Linked DNA regions of Homo sapiens: regions 1 and 3 are each linked to region 2. A link is a contact called in ENCODE Hi-C or POLR2A ChIA-PET data. All regions are on one chromosome and are shown on one strand. The core of a region is the stretch at or near the end of the contact, and the rest is flanking DNA. Distances in the headings are between cores, read along the strand shown.

The links. A loop is a pair of places that touch in the nucleus more often than their neighbours do. ChIA-PET counts read pairs that join two places held with the same protein, here RNA polymerase II (POLR2A). Pooled maps may share reads with other maps.
Region 1: a loop to region 2 is called in a pooled map, with 2.0 times the contacts of the local background. The contact joins the promoter of ARSJ here to the enhancer-like site in region 2. A Hi-C loop is called at or near these places in 1 of 50 pooled maps. POLR2A ChIA-PET finds 5 or more read pairs at or near these places in 2 of 52 experiments (MCF 10A and PC-3).
Region 3: a map with no recorded cell type shows a loop between it and region 2 (10-fold over the local background). The contact joins two enhancer-like sites. A Hi-C loop is called at or near these places in 15 of 37 single-sample maps with no recorded cell type and 10 of 50 pooled maps.

What each region holds. Positions count from the first base shown.
Region 1 is chr4:113,977,192-113,980,897 of GRCh38, forward strand. It overlaps ARSJ (arylsulfatase family member J), which reads right to left and starts at 2,456. Exons shown (of 2, transcript NM_024590.4): 1 at 1,246-2,456. The coding sequence starts at 1,643. LOC107986305 (a long non-coding RNA gene) reads left to right here and starts at 2,622. Exons shown (of 2, transcript XR_001741794.2): 1 at 2,622-2,795; 2 at 3,179-3,706. LOC124900762 (a long non-coding RNA gene) reads right to left here. Exons shown (of 3, transcript XR_007058237.1): 3 at 3,704-3,706.
Region 2 is chr4:113,823,297-113,827,437 of GRCh38, forward strand. No RefSeq gene overlaps it. Among named protein-coding and RNA genes, the nearest start is that of CAMK2D, 64 kb to the left of the region's middle. Within about 2 kb of position 1,320, at least 2 of the 41 ENCODE cell types and tissues checked have a DNase peak (open chromatin) inside an H3K27ac peak, as active enhancers do.
Region 3 is chr4:113,634,506-113,638,430 of GRCh38, forward strand. All of the region lies in intron 3 of CAMK2D (calcium/calmodulin dependent protein kinase II delta), which reads right to left. Among named protein-coding and RNA genes, the nearest start is that of CAMK2D, 130 kb to the right of the region's middle. Within about 2 kb of position 2,151, at least 8 of the 41 ENCODE cell types and tissues checked have a DNase peak (open chromatin) inside an H3K27ac peak, as active enhancers do.

The DNA.
Region 1 (3,706 bases), core at 1,206-3,705, 160 kb after region 2:
CTACTCCTTTATAAATATCAAATACCCTTGATTTTCTGATGCCACAGTTAACCTTTAAAATGACCCTGAAGTACAGTGAGACTTTTCTCATTCTCAGGAGAGGGAAGGACAATAATTTTTTTCTTTTCTGGCAATGATGCTAAGTTCTGACAGTTTGCTAAGCAGTGGAAATCATGCTGTAAGCAAAAGTCTCTGCGAGACAGAGATTCTTACAAAATAGTCTTTATTTTTCCAATGGATACTGGCTACTTTTATAGGATCCAATTCCAAGAACAACTTCACAGAAGCAAGGGTTCCCTGTCCTGCAACTGAAATCACAAGACATAGATTGAAATGGCTAAGGATTTTCTTCTACCTCTGTCCAGCTTAACCCCTGCCCTTCCTAGTTTATCTTCGTTCCACAGGCTGAATTTGTACATCCAAATCAATTACAGTAGCCTGTGTTCTGATAGGATAGAGTAAAAATATGAAAATGTTTGAACAATTTAAGTAGAAGATTTAGCTACTTAGCAAAGCAGCAACAATATGAAAAGCACTTTACTTAAGCATCCAAATAGTCTGATTTCTGTTGGTTAGTCAGAAAATTCCAGACCTGTGAAGAGCAACAGAAAACTGCAGATGAAGTTTGACTCCTCTTGAGCACTTACCATTGTATTTCCTTGCATTTTGAGAACTGCTTTGCTAATTAAATATGGCCTTCATTAGGGGGTCTCATAAGAGAAAATGACCCATCAAAGACCGAAGCAGAGTCATACATAAACTGGTCATATTTTACATTACTCTATATCTGTTTCGTTGGTTCATTTTCTCTGATAATTCTAGATTTAAGAATGCACCAAGAGTAAAAAAAATTTTTGATCTTTCTTATCAGTGATGGTGAGTGTGAATTCTAGTATGACATCTGAAACAAAATCTGAGCATGCTCAAAAGTAGAATAGATTTGAAACAGGAGACCATTTCTGGAAATCTCTGGTTTGTGGGTATTTATACGTTCTCATCTCATTTAGAAACTTATAATTGGCTCTGTAAAAAGGAAAACTAGACTACACTAGTGACTAGAAAATTAAGATCATTAACATTGTATCCATTTTAACACGGTACCCCAATACCATACATCATTCATTCATTCTTCATTCATTCAGTTGTTCCCCATACTTTCTGTTACTCCCTTAAATTTGGAGCTGGATCTTCATTAAATGCTTAAGATTTCTCCAAGGAATAAATATAAGAAGTAGGAACACTTACTTTCCAGTAATAAACTGACTCCTGGATGGTGTGCAAATAGGCTGGACATAGTAGTTCTCCAGTTTAACTCCTTCGGCAGCGAGCTTGTCAAGAGTAGGTGTTTTAATCTCAGATCCGTGGTAACCCACATCTCTAAATCCCTGATCATCCGCTAGGATGAAAATGAGATGGGGCTGGGAGGTGGAAGTTGTGCTGGGCTCTAGTTTCTCTCCAGCTTGAGCTAGTAAGGCCCCTTCTTCCTCCTCTTCTAAGGCCTGGCCCCAGGACAGGTAACCATAAGTGAGGAGGCAGAGGATCCAGAATCCTGCCAGCGCCCCCATTGCTAGCATCTTTCCAGGACAGACACAGGCCTGTGGAGAAGGCGGAGGCGGATGCCCCGCACAGCCCCTGGGAGCCATTCACTCAGGTCCCAGGTGAGACTCCACGCGGAGAACCACGCGCCCCGCGCCGCTGCGGGCGCACACATGCACCCAACAGACGGTGAAGACTCTCCACCTGGCAAGAAATCCTCCTCTCCTCTCAGCTGTCACCATGTCCGACAACTTTAATCTTCCAGAAGTGATGGCTTAATGGATGGGACTCCGGAAGAACAAGGAGGGCTCGCTCTTCTCCAGCACATTTCACTTTCTCCTCCTCCTCCCCCCTCCCTAGAGCAGCTTCCACCAAGGAAAAAAAAAAGAAAAAAGTTAATATCTCCACCCAAAAGTTCTCTGGAGAAAAAAACCAAGCAAGGAATTGAGAATCACAGTGGACAGGAACTTTTCGTGGCCAGAGCGCCCTCGACGTTGGGGAGCGAGGCTGACTCTCCTGGGAGTGCTGGTACGGAGGGCGGCGGGATCGGCCGTCTGTCCTGCGGTCCCCACACCTGGAAAGAACTGCGAAGTGGACGCGTCGCGTCTGGCTCTGATCAGACAGATAAACTGCCGTAGTGGACCGGCCTCCTGATCACCTTCTCCACTTTCCCAGGGCTATTTTCCCCAGTCCTTTCCTAGGCGTTTGCCAATCTCCCCGACACTCACCAGGCGGCGAAGTGAGGAAGAAGCCGTTTCCTGATCTCCCTCCACCTCCGCAGAAACTCCGGGCAGCAATTCCTTTTCCCCGCTGCTAGGGAGCCTGAAGGCCAAAGCCGGGTCCCTAGCCCCGCGGCCGGTCCGCGCGGAGCCCGCTTGGTCTTTGCGTAGTTGGCGCACCCGGCGCAGGCGCTGCAAACTGCGTGCGTTTTCTCAGCTAACTTATTTAGCTTTGGCACTCCGAGTTCTTTTGCCTCCTCCCTCTTTTCTCTCCAGTGAATCACAGAACGGTACTTTCTTCCTGAGCTCCCCCGGGAAGAGGGGGTGGGGGAAAAGGACTGTTTAGAGGCTCGATCTTTCCTTTTTCTTTTCCGGGAGGTGGATGGCCAAGGCAGAGGAGGCTTTGCCAGAGAGAGAGCTGCGTGCTGCTCCAGCCCAGCGGGATTCCGGGGGATCCGCCTGGGCTACCGCGTCCCAAGAGTGTCGCCTCCTGCCCATCACCCCGCTAGAGGGAAAGGACGGCGGCGCGAATGGGGAAGGGTAAAGCGGGCACTTCTTTTCGTGGGGCTGTTGGTGAAGAGCCCCGTCTCCCATCCCTAAAGTTGCGCTTGCAAACTTTTTCTAGCTTCTGGAGGGAGTGAGAGAGAAGGAGCAGGAATAAAAACAAAATGCGTATGACACTCTTTCCTCTTTCCAACTTCCTTTGCAGGTTTTCCTTTACTAGTCCCCCCACCCCCATCATTTTCCTATTCCTTTTGTCCCTACCTTTTTTTTTTTTTTTTTCAGTAACGATGACAAATTTTTAAGTTTTATTTCCTCTCCCAATAGCTGGCTTTTACAGCCTGATTCTTCGTTACCCTTTCCCTATGTGAAAATACTGGAATTGCCCGCTCCCTCTTACCTCTCCCCTAACTTACCCACAGGGTGTCTCCAGCCAAAAGCCTGGAGAGGAAGAGTTATGCATTTCTCCTTCAAGAACCCCGAAGCCAGTCTGCATTCCTGCATTAAAGAAGCCAGTGTTTCCCATCCAGTAATTCAGGGAGCTTCATCATTTTTTTTCCTTCTTTCTTTTTTACCATGTGGAGGAAAACCATTGTAAAAACTTATCTTGGTTGTGAAAATACTCTTGATTTTACTAGAGTCATAGAGTTTTAAAGTCCTGCTCAAAGGCAGCAGAGGGATGTATAGTATAGTCTCTATAGAAGAGGCAATGAATGCCAAGAGCCACTGAGATATTTTTTTCTACCACCAAATTTATTCAACAGTTACTTACTGAATACCTACTGTGGGCTGGCACATAACATGTCAGATTCTCTCAATTGACTGAAACATAAATCTAGGTTTCATTTAGCCATTTATTTCTAATTCTCTCCTGTTGCTAAAGTTCCTGCTGAGTTCCCAGGCAAAACTTTGTGAAATGGGAACTTTGAAAGGCACGATGGTGCTCCATG
Region 2 (4,141 bases), core at 70-2,569:
GGGGCACATATAATTATTATTTCTTTAGGGTAAAGTACAGCTAAGCAAGGATAGGCCAAATGTCAAAGAGTGGTCCAGAAGTCAGACTGAGAGTTCAATTTCCTCACCCACTGACCGCACTCACTGAATGCCTCTGAAAAACCATGACTAATCACTTCTTCTTTTCAAGTATCTTATGAGGATATCTTTCTTAAAAGTATTTTATTCAGTTTCAAAAGATTTTTTATTACCTAATGCCTTTTCTCTAACTCAAAACAAATAGTACTTTTCAGTAATCGTTGCCCTTTTCACATCAATCCTTCTCCACATTGGTTGAACAATACTCTTTGGGAAAAAATAAACTGGATAGTACAACATATAGTAAGTTGAATATATAATATCTTCTTCTAATAGGTCTTCACATTTTTGCATCAAACTTGTTGTCTTAAATTCAACATCTTCTTTTGAGTAATAATACTTATGAATAACTTATGGAAAACATTGTTAAAGGTGAAAGTATCATAGAAACAAGAACTCCAGGGCATTTAAATATATCGCGAATGAGGCTTTATAAAGACTATGAATGCTAATTTGTATATCAAATATAAACAGGGTTACTAGTGAAAACAAGGTCCAAATAGGGTAATTCAAAATAGCATATTCATATCTTTTTAAACATCCCTCAGAAAACTATATTTGAAGCAATCAGGATAATCTACATATTTCTTACAAAAATACATTTGTTTTACAAAGAGCAAGATGAGCAATTAAAGTAAAACTATTAAGGATGTTGTAAGTGTCTGGGGCTAAGATTTCAGAATTAGAGTTTGGGATTAAGAAGCAATTTCTTGCATACTAAAGTTGTAAAGGTGTCAATATGAATGTGTGGCTTCCTTGAATAGTGCTCATGTATGCAGAGATCGGTGTTGATAATGCAACTATTATCATTTTTGTGATTTGGTTTGGAAAGGACAGGAAAGGATAATTGTATAAGAGAAGCAATGGTACAAATCAAATGAAAATTCAGATGATCAGCCAGGTCCAAGATGCATGGAGAATGAAGACAGAAACTTGTGAAAGTTTTTGTTTGTTTGTTTGTTTATTTTTAAAAGAGGGATTGATATCTGAGGAAGACCAAGTTACTGGAAGTCTTCAACTTGGAAGTCAAAGAATAAATAGGAAATATGTTTATAGAGAATGTTAGCTAAAATTTTCAGACATTTTAGTTTGCAGGGCATGACAAGATGGAGGGTAAAGCTGTAAGAGTGGGTAGTTGTGAAAGAAATGCAAAGGGAAATTATTGCATTAGTGATCTATTGCTGTGTTACAAATCACAAATTCAGTGGCTTAAGACGATATTAATTATCTCACAGTTTCTGTGAGTCATGAGTCCAGTTACTGCCTAGCTGGATTCTCTTCTTAGGGTCTTACAGTGCTGCAATTAATGTGTTGGCTGGAGTGTGTTCTCATTTGAGATTTGACTGTTGAGGAATCTATTTCCAAGCTCACTCGGATTACTGGAAGAATTTCCTTGCAGTTGTAGGATTGAGGGCTCTGGCCTCTTGTTGGTTGTGAGCTGAAACTGCCTTGAGCTCCTACAGTCAATTCTCATCATTTAGAAGCTATTCGCAGTTCCCAGAGGTCACCTGAAGTTCTTTGCCATATGAGCTTTCCCAACATGGTTTCTTACTTCATCAAACCAGCAAGGAGACATATGCTAGGGTGCCATCCCATCATCTTTGCCATAATCTGTTGGTTAGAAGTAAGTTACAGGCTCGCCCTGTGATTAAAGTTGGGGCGGGGGGTGGATTACACAAAGATGTGAATGCCAGAAAATGGGGATCATGAGTTCACCTTAGAAGCTGTACACCTCAACTGATAAGAGAAAAACTCTCAATATAGTATGACTCTGAAGTTTTCCAACTTAATAGAATGAACCAGTTTCATTCTATTTAGTAATGCAGGGCATTTAGTAAATGCAGGGCAATCACTAAAAAATAACAGAGTACAAAAGTTGACATAGCTGTCTAGTCTGAATCTAAGAAGAGCAGATTTTTATATTTGACTGGTGGAATAAGGCAGGAAACAGCATTTGCCACAGAAAACGAGAACTTAAACCAGGGCTCATGAAACTTGAAAGAATCAGCAGCCTCCACTGCAGAGGCTTCAGGGAAACTGTGGTTAGAACTAAAGAGCAGAGAGATTATTTTGTGAATAGGTTGATATGTGACACATGTTTTTTACCATGGCATGAGTTAGAAAAGCCAGTGGGAAAATGAGATGAAGGACAGCAGAGGGGAATGTAACTTGTAAATGTAAAAGTAGCTTGTGTTACATTTCCATCCATTTCCAGTTCATAAGCATTTTCCTCTATCCTTTCTGTTACTTGTTATATATGTGTCTCTTAAAAATAGCAGGCCTGATGTTTCTGAATCTTATGGCCCTTTAATTATTTGAAGACAAGTTTCACATCTTCTCTCTTTCAGAAAAGGTGTTGTGAGAAAGAGGCTTACTTTTAGTCCAGCATTAAAGGATTTTATATTTTTTATAAAGGATAAATTATTTTAAAAGTCTTAGACAAGGTCTGTCCCCTCCCTGCTGAGCCTGTGCAAACTCTCAGGAGATCCCAGTCACTCTCTCTCCTAATAAGACTTTCTGTCTTCTCTTTCCTAGTTCTTTCTCTCTCTTTCTCAAATTACAGTGTTGCTTTAGGAGGATTGAATATAGAAAGGGTTTGAGGCAAAGGTGGTAAGAAGGATTGTGATGGAGGAGGGAAAGCACAATATTCTCCTTTATTTGTTCCTCCATCTCAAACCTGAGCAGGAAAAACAAAACAAATAAACAAAGCAATGCCAAAACAAAAACCTTTTATTAAAGAGAAGATTACGGAAAGATACCTGTTCTGCATGGTTGGTACTGACAGCTACATCATGAGGGAAAATAATTGCTTTTAAGTCCTTTTCTCTCCCTTCCAAAAAAAGTATACTGGTTCTCAGAAATCCTTGTTAAATAGAGAAGAAAAAAATCGTCTGGTTAGTCAGACTTCAAGGTCAAAGGAGGTATGCCTGGGTGCAACATAAGGAGTTCATATACTGAATGACTCCTTTTAAAATTAGTCTCATTCAAAGTAGCAATTTTCACATAATCATTTGATTAAGTGCTTCAAATAACAAAAATTGGAATGGAATCAACTTCTTAGAAATTTTTTGTTGTTGCTCTATTACTTTGAATATTCAAACGGGCTGTAAAAAAAATCACTGAGATGTTCCAAAAATGAGCTGTGGAGCAGTATCTAGAGATTATGGTCAAGAACAGCCCACATTGGATGACCCTGACTTATTATGTAACACTTGGCTTATCCACACTTGGAATAGTACTTGTTTGGATACCATGTGTGCAGTTATTCTTGCCAGGATGCCAACAGTGTAGCTGTCTTTTAACGAACCCTATACTGGTGGTCTCCAGGTGGTTGAATGCTTCTAACCACTTCAAATGTGTTTGTTTTACAATGCCTAAGTAAATTATTTAATGAAGGATTATGGAATACAACAAAATAGCTACTTGAGGAAAACCAAAACAACATTATGATAAAGTATATACCAATGTTCCTAATAGTTACTTAAGCATACACATGTAGCTAATTATCTATTCTTGACTAATTTGTAATCTCTGTACCCTAGCGTCATTTATTTTTATATTTCATTCATTTAGTAAGCACTTGCAGAATGCTTACTATATGCCAGTCACTGTTCTAGGTGCCTGGGTACAATAAGTGCAACCAAATACAGTCCAGTCATCATGGAACTATTGTCTTAGGTGAAGAGAGGCATACACTAATCACATAAGCATGCTCAAAAGTAAAAATCACAACCCTTCAATTATTACAAAGGGAAGACACATGGATGCTGTTTTCAGAGCACTGTATATGGATGGCTGCTGGTGACTGCGGGTCCTCTTATGACCCTTACAGCTAGGTAGCAAGTTTAAGTCCTCCTGATAGAAGAGTTTTCTCATGCCTGTTCCTGATCTAGTCCATCCCTCAATGCCTTTCAGAGACCTCACCCAAACTTTGAACGCTCAGTTTCTCCATCACTTTTTCCCTAGTCTGAGTAGCTTCTCCATCAAGTCCCTCTCCTTTTGTGTCCTCTGAATCATCTTGTTA
Region 3 (3,925 bases), core at 901-3,400, 190 kb before region 2:
TATTGAGCATAAAAGGACACAGAGTCCAATGCTGGCAGTCACAGGTCCAAGGAATGACATTTGTAAATCAATTACAAGCTGCTTTCACAGAAATAAGATACTCATTCAGTGTCTGCTTCCCTCAAAATTGCATATGACATTGAGGTAGAATTAGCACTAGAGCGTTTTTGTTTCTACATATTAATTTGACATCTATTTCTTGGGCATTGATTCTGTGCCAGGAGACTTTATAGGTATTGGAGAATCAAAAGTAAATAAACAGTCATGAAACAAAACCTCATGGAACTTACATTACTATCTATCTGTGAATGCAGCCAAGGCATTCCCCCAAGATCTGTCTAGAATACAGAGGTACCAAGGACTTGAACTTATAGGATCTTTGGAAGCCTAGAAGGCCAGACTCTCTTTACCTAAAATATGCATTACCTAGCCTTGTAATTATCTTCACAAAATAGTACACCAGCTCAACCCTGAAATATCAGAGCAAGGCGGCAATGTAATTTTTGTCCTATGAGAGGTTATCAACAAAAATGAGGGGTTAGCAAGTCACTTGGTGTCATAGGCAAATATTTATATAAAGATATAATTGATTGCTAATGCTGTATGCGAAAGCACTTTTTGCTGGGTTTTTACAATCTGACCTATGAGAAAGAAATAATCAAAATCATTCTTTCCTTTGATAAGAACTTATACTTCCTCCTGGTAAACAGGGTGTCCAAGTGTGCACATATTTATGCCCAAGCATTTCTGAATGTAGCTTACAGCCTAAATCCAACATATATTGTGTGATATATTATAATAATTTGACCAGTTATTATTAAGAACACAAGCCAAGTTAAGGTCTTTTCAAGCTCTAAAATCCTACAATTTGTGTGGGAAATTGTACTGCAATTAATGGGCACTGTAATAGATCCTTTATATATAGAATTTCTAATCCTTATAACAATGTGAAGTAGTCTTATTTCCAGCTTTACAGACTTATTTTCAGAAAAAGGAAGGAAAAGGAGCTTATTTCTGCAAAAACAGTACAATGGAGTATCCAGGACTCAAATACAAGTCCATTGTACTTGAAAGCTGGTACTTTCAAACTAGTCCCTGGCCTTCACAAATATGTTAGTATGTTAAATACTTGTACTTAACCCTTACAAGAAAATACAGTGGGCATAATGTGAATTAGGGAGTGGACAAATATAATAGTGGAGAAAATAAATATTCCCTGCTTATGCTTTCTAGTTGGTGCCTTTTTTGGTTTTAATGGGTAATCTGCATTTATGGTATATTGATAAAATTTGTAGTTTATCTGTAAAGGTTGAGAATGACCAATGTAGAAAGGATATGTTTTAGCAAATGCAAGTGCATATTGGACTGATAGCCTGCTGACAGGAGCTGTACAGCTATGCCTGTGGTTAAAGCAGGCATCTGCTTTGATTGGTTGGTTCTCAAGTCATACTGGTTATCAAATATTTTAAATAACATTCCTGTTGCATGCTGTCAACTTCTGATTTTATATTCCCAACCCTGAACTCTCTACCAGATTTCAGACTCACATCCAATGACGTCTTTGGCATCTCCAACTCAGGAGTCTAATAGGTATTCTAAAATTAATGTGCCGGTAACAAATCCTTTCATCTTCCCATCACAACATTCTACCTCACTCCCAGCTGTGTCCACCTCCACTGAGACAACTCTATCCTCACAGTTTCTCTGGATTTATCCTTGACCTCTCTCTGTCCATAATAACTCATATCCAATCCACCAGTACATTCAGCTCTACTTTCAAAGCACATCCTGCATCTGACCACTGTGTTCTATTTCCATTGCTGCTACCTCAATTCAAGCCACCGATTACTCCAACTGTCTCCTAGCAGGTCTTCCAGCCTCTGCTTTGGCCCTTGCAGTCCTCTTGCAGCATAGCAGCCAGAGTGATCCTCTTCAACCAGAAGTCAGATCAGCTCACTCCTCTCTTCAGAACTTGCTGAAGCCCTCCTATCCTTAATAATCTACTCGGACTGCCATAACAAAACACCATTAGACTGGTGGCTTACACAACATATTTATTTCTCACAGTTCCGGAGGCTGGGAAGTCCAAGATCAAGGTACAGGCAAATTTGGTTTCAGATGAAGACCTGCTTCCTGGCTTGCAGATAGATGGCCCCCTTGTCACTGTGAACTCAAATAGTGGAGAGAGAGCTCTAGTCACTTCCTCTTCTTATAAAAACACTCACGCTATCAAGGAGGTCCCATCTTCATGATCTCCTCTAAATCTAATTACCTCTAAAGGGCCCTATCTCTAAATACCATCACATTGGGGATTTGAACTTCAACATATGAATTGGGGAGGTGGGCACAAACATTCAGTCCATAACAATCCCACTCAGATGGAAAGTAAAGGTCTTCACAATGACCTAGGGCCCCTGCCCTACTTCCAGTCCCCTCACTCCACACCACACTATGCTGCATGGCCTGCAAGCTGCTCCCATCCTTGCCAGATAAACCCCCATCTCACTACCCCTTAGAGGCTCCTCCCTCAGGTATCTGCAAGGCATGCTCCCTGACTTCCTTCCACACTTGGCCCACTTACCATAATCTGACCACAATCTGACCACAATATGACAGGCTTTTTTTATTTGTTTATTCACAGCCCCTGTTCCCAGAATAGAAGCAGTATAAGGGCAAAGAATTTTGTCAGCTTTGCTTATTGATGTATCACAGGTGTACAGAAGAGTACCTAACATGACAGATATTAAAAAAGATTTGCTAAATGGATGAATAAATGTATGAGGACAATTTTGTAGGACACGTGTAATTCTAAATATACAATGATTTTCCTACAATTCTCAAAATAGTTCTATATTCAAAATGGAACATATCCCCCAATGTTTCATTTTGTTTTTCAAAATAATGTAAAATAAAATATATCAAATGGAATAAGAAAGTTGAGTGAGTGAGTCTAAGAGGGAGTTAAAGTCCCATTAGCAAGTTTCATAAACTTGTGAGTCCTTATCTTTCCTCCTGTGGTTTCATTTGTATTTGGTTTCAGAAATTCTCATCGAGGAAGCTAAATGCAATCTTTTGTTTTGGTTTGGGCACATAATCAAAAATTTTTAGCTGCAAGAAAACAGTAATCCAACTATTCAGGGGGTTTCCTTGAAATCTGTCCCTTAGAGATTTACTGTGGTATAAACTTGGATGTAAATTTCTATAAAATATCTACCTAGGAAGATATAATCTGAACTTTTTTCCTAGAAACTATAAAAGTACACATTTTTTTTTAATCCATAGGTTGGTTCCCAGGCCTCTACCATGCAGAGATAGGCTGCCTGGACATACCAGAGTTGAAATGTTTTTGAAATAATAATAAATACTAAATAATAATAAATACTAAATCTTTATACAGTTTCCAGGATTTGACACCAGTTTGTGGACCAAAAGCAAGAAAGAATAGCAGCCTTGTCCAAGCCCATCCTTAACCAAACATATAGCTCTCCATCCTCCTTCTCCCAAATATGGTATTACACATCCACTCATCTCTTAGTGCCTTCCAATTTGTAGCTTCAGAGCTGGCTCCCCTGATCACTCCTCTAATTTCTGAATCCTTTCTGAAGCTAAGAGCTAACAGTGCACTCAAATAATTCTGTGCATTTACCCATGCATAATATGAAGAAGCTAATTCAAGTGAAGAAAAGGGAAGGCTGACTGAGGTTAAAAACAATGGAGCTTGAACAGGAACACAGAAACAGCTCTGACTAGAAAGACAGGTGTGTGTGTGTATGTGTGTGTGTGTCAGAGACAGAAGGATAGAGACAGAGAGAGAGAAAATTTGAGAGTGGGAACCACAGAGCACAAGAAGAAAAATGAGATAGAGGTTTGGAGAATATGAGCCTGCGAACAATGAGAGAGGTAGGAGAAAGTATATTATTTTCTT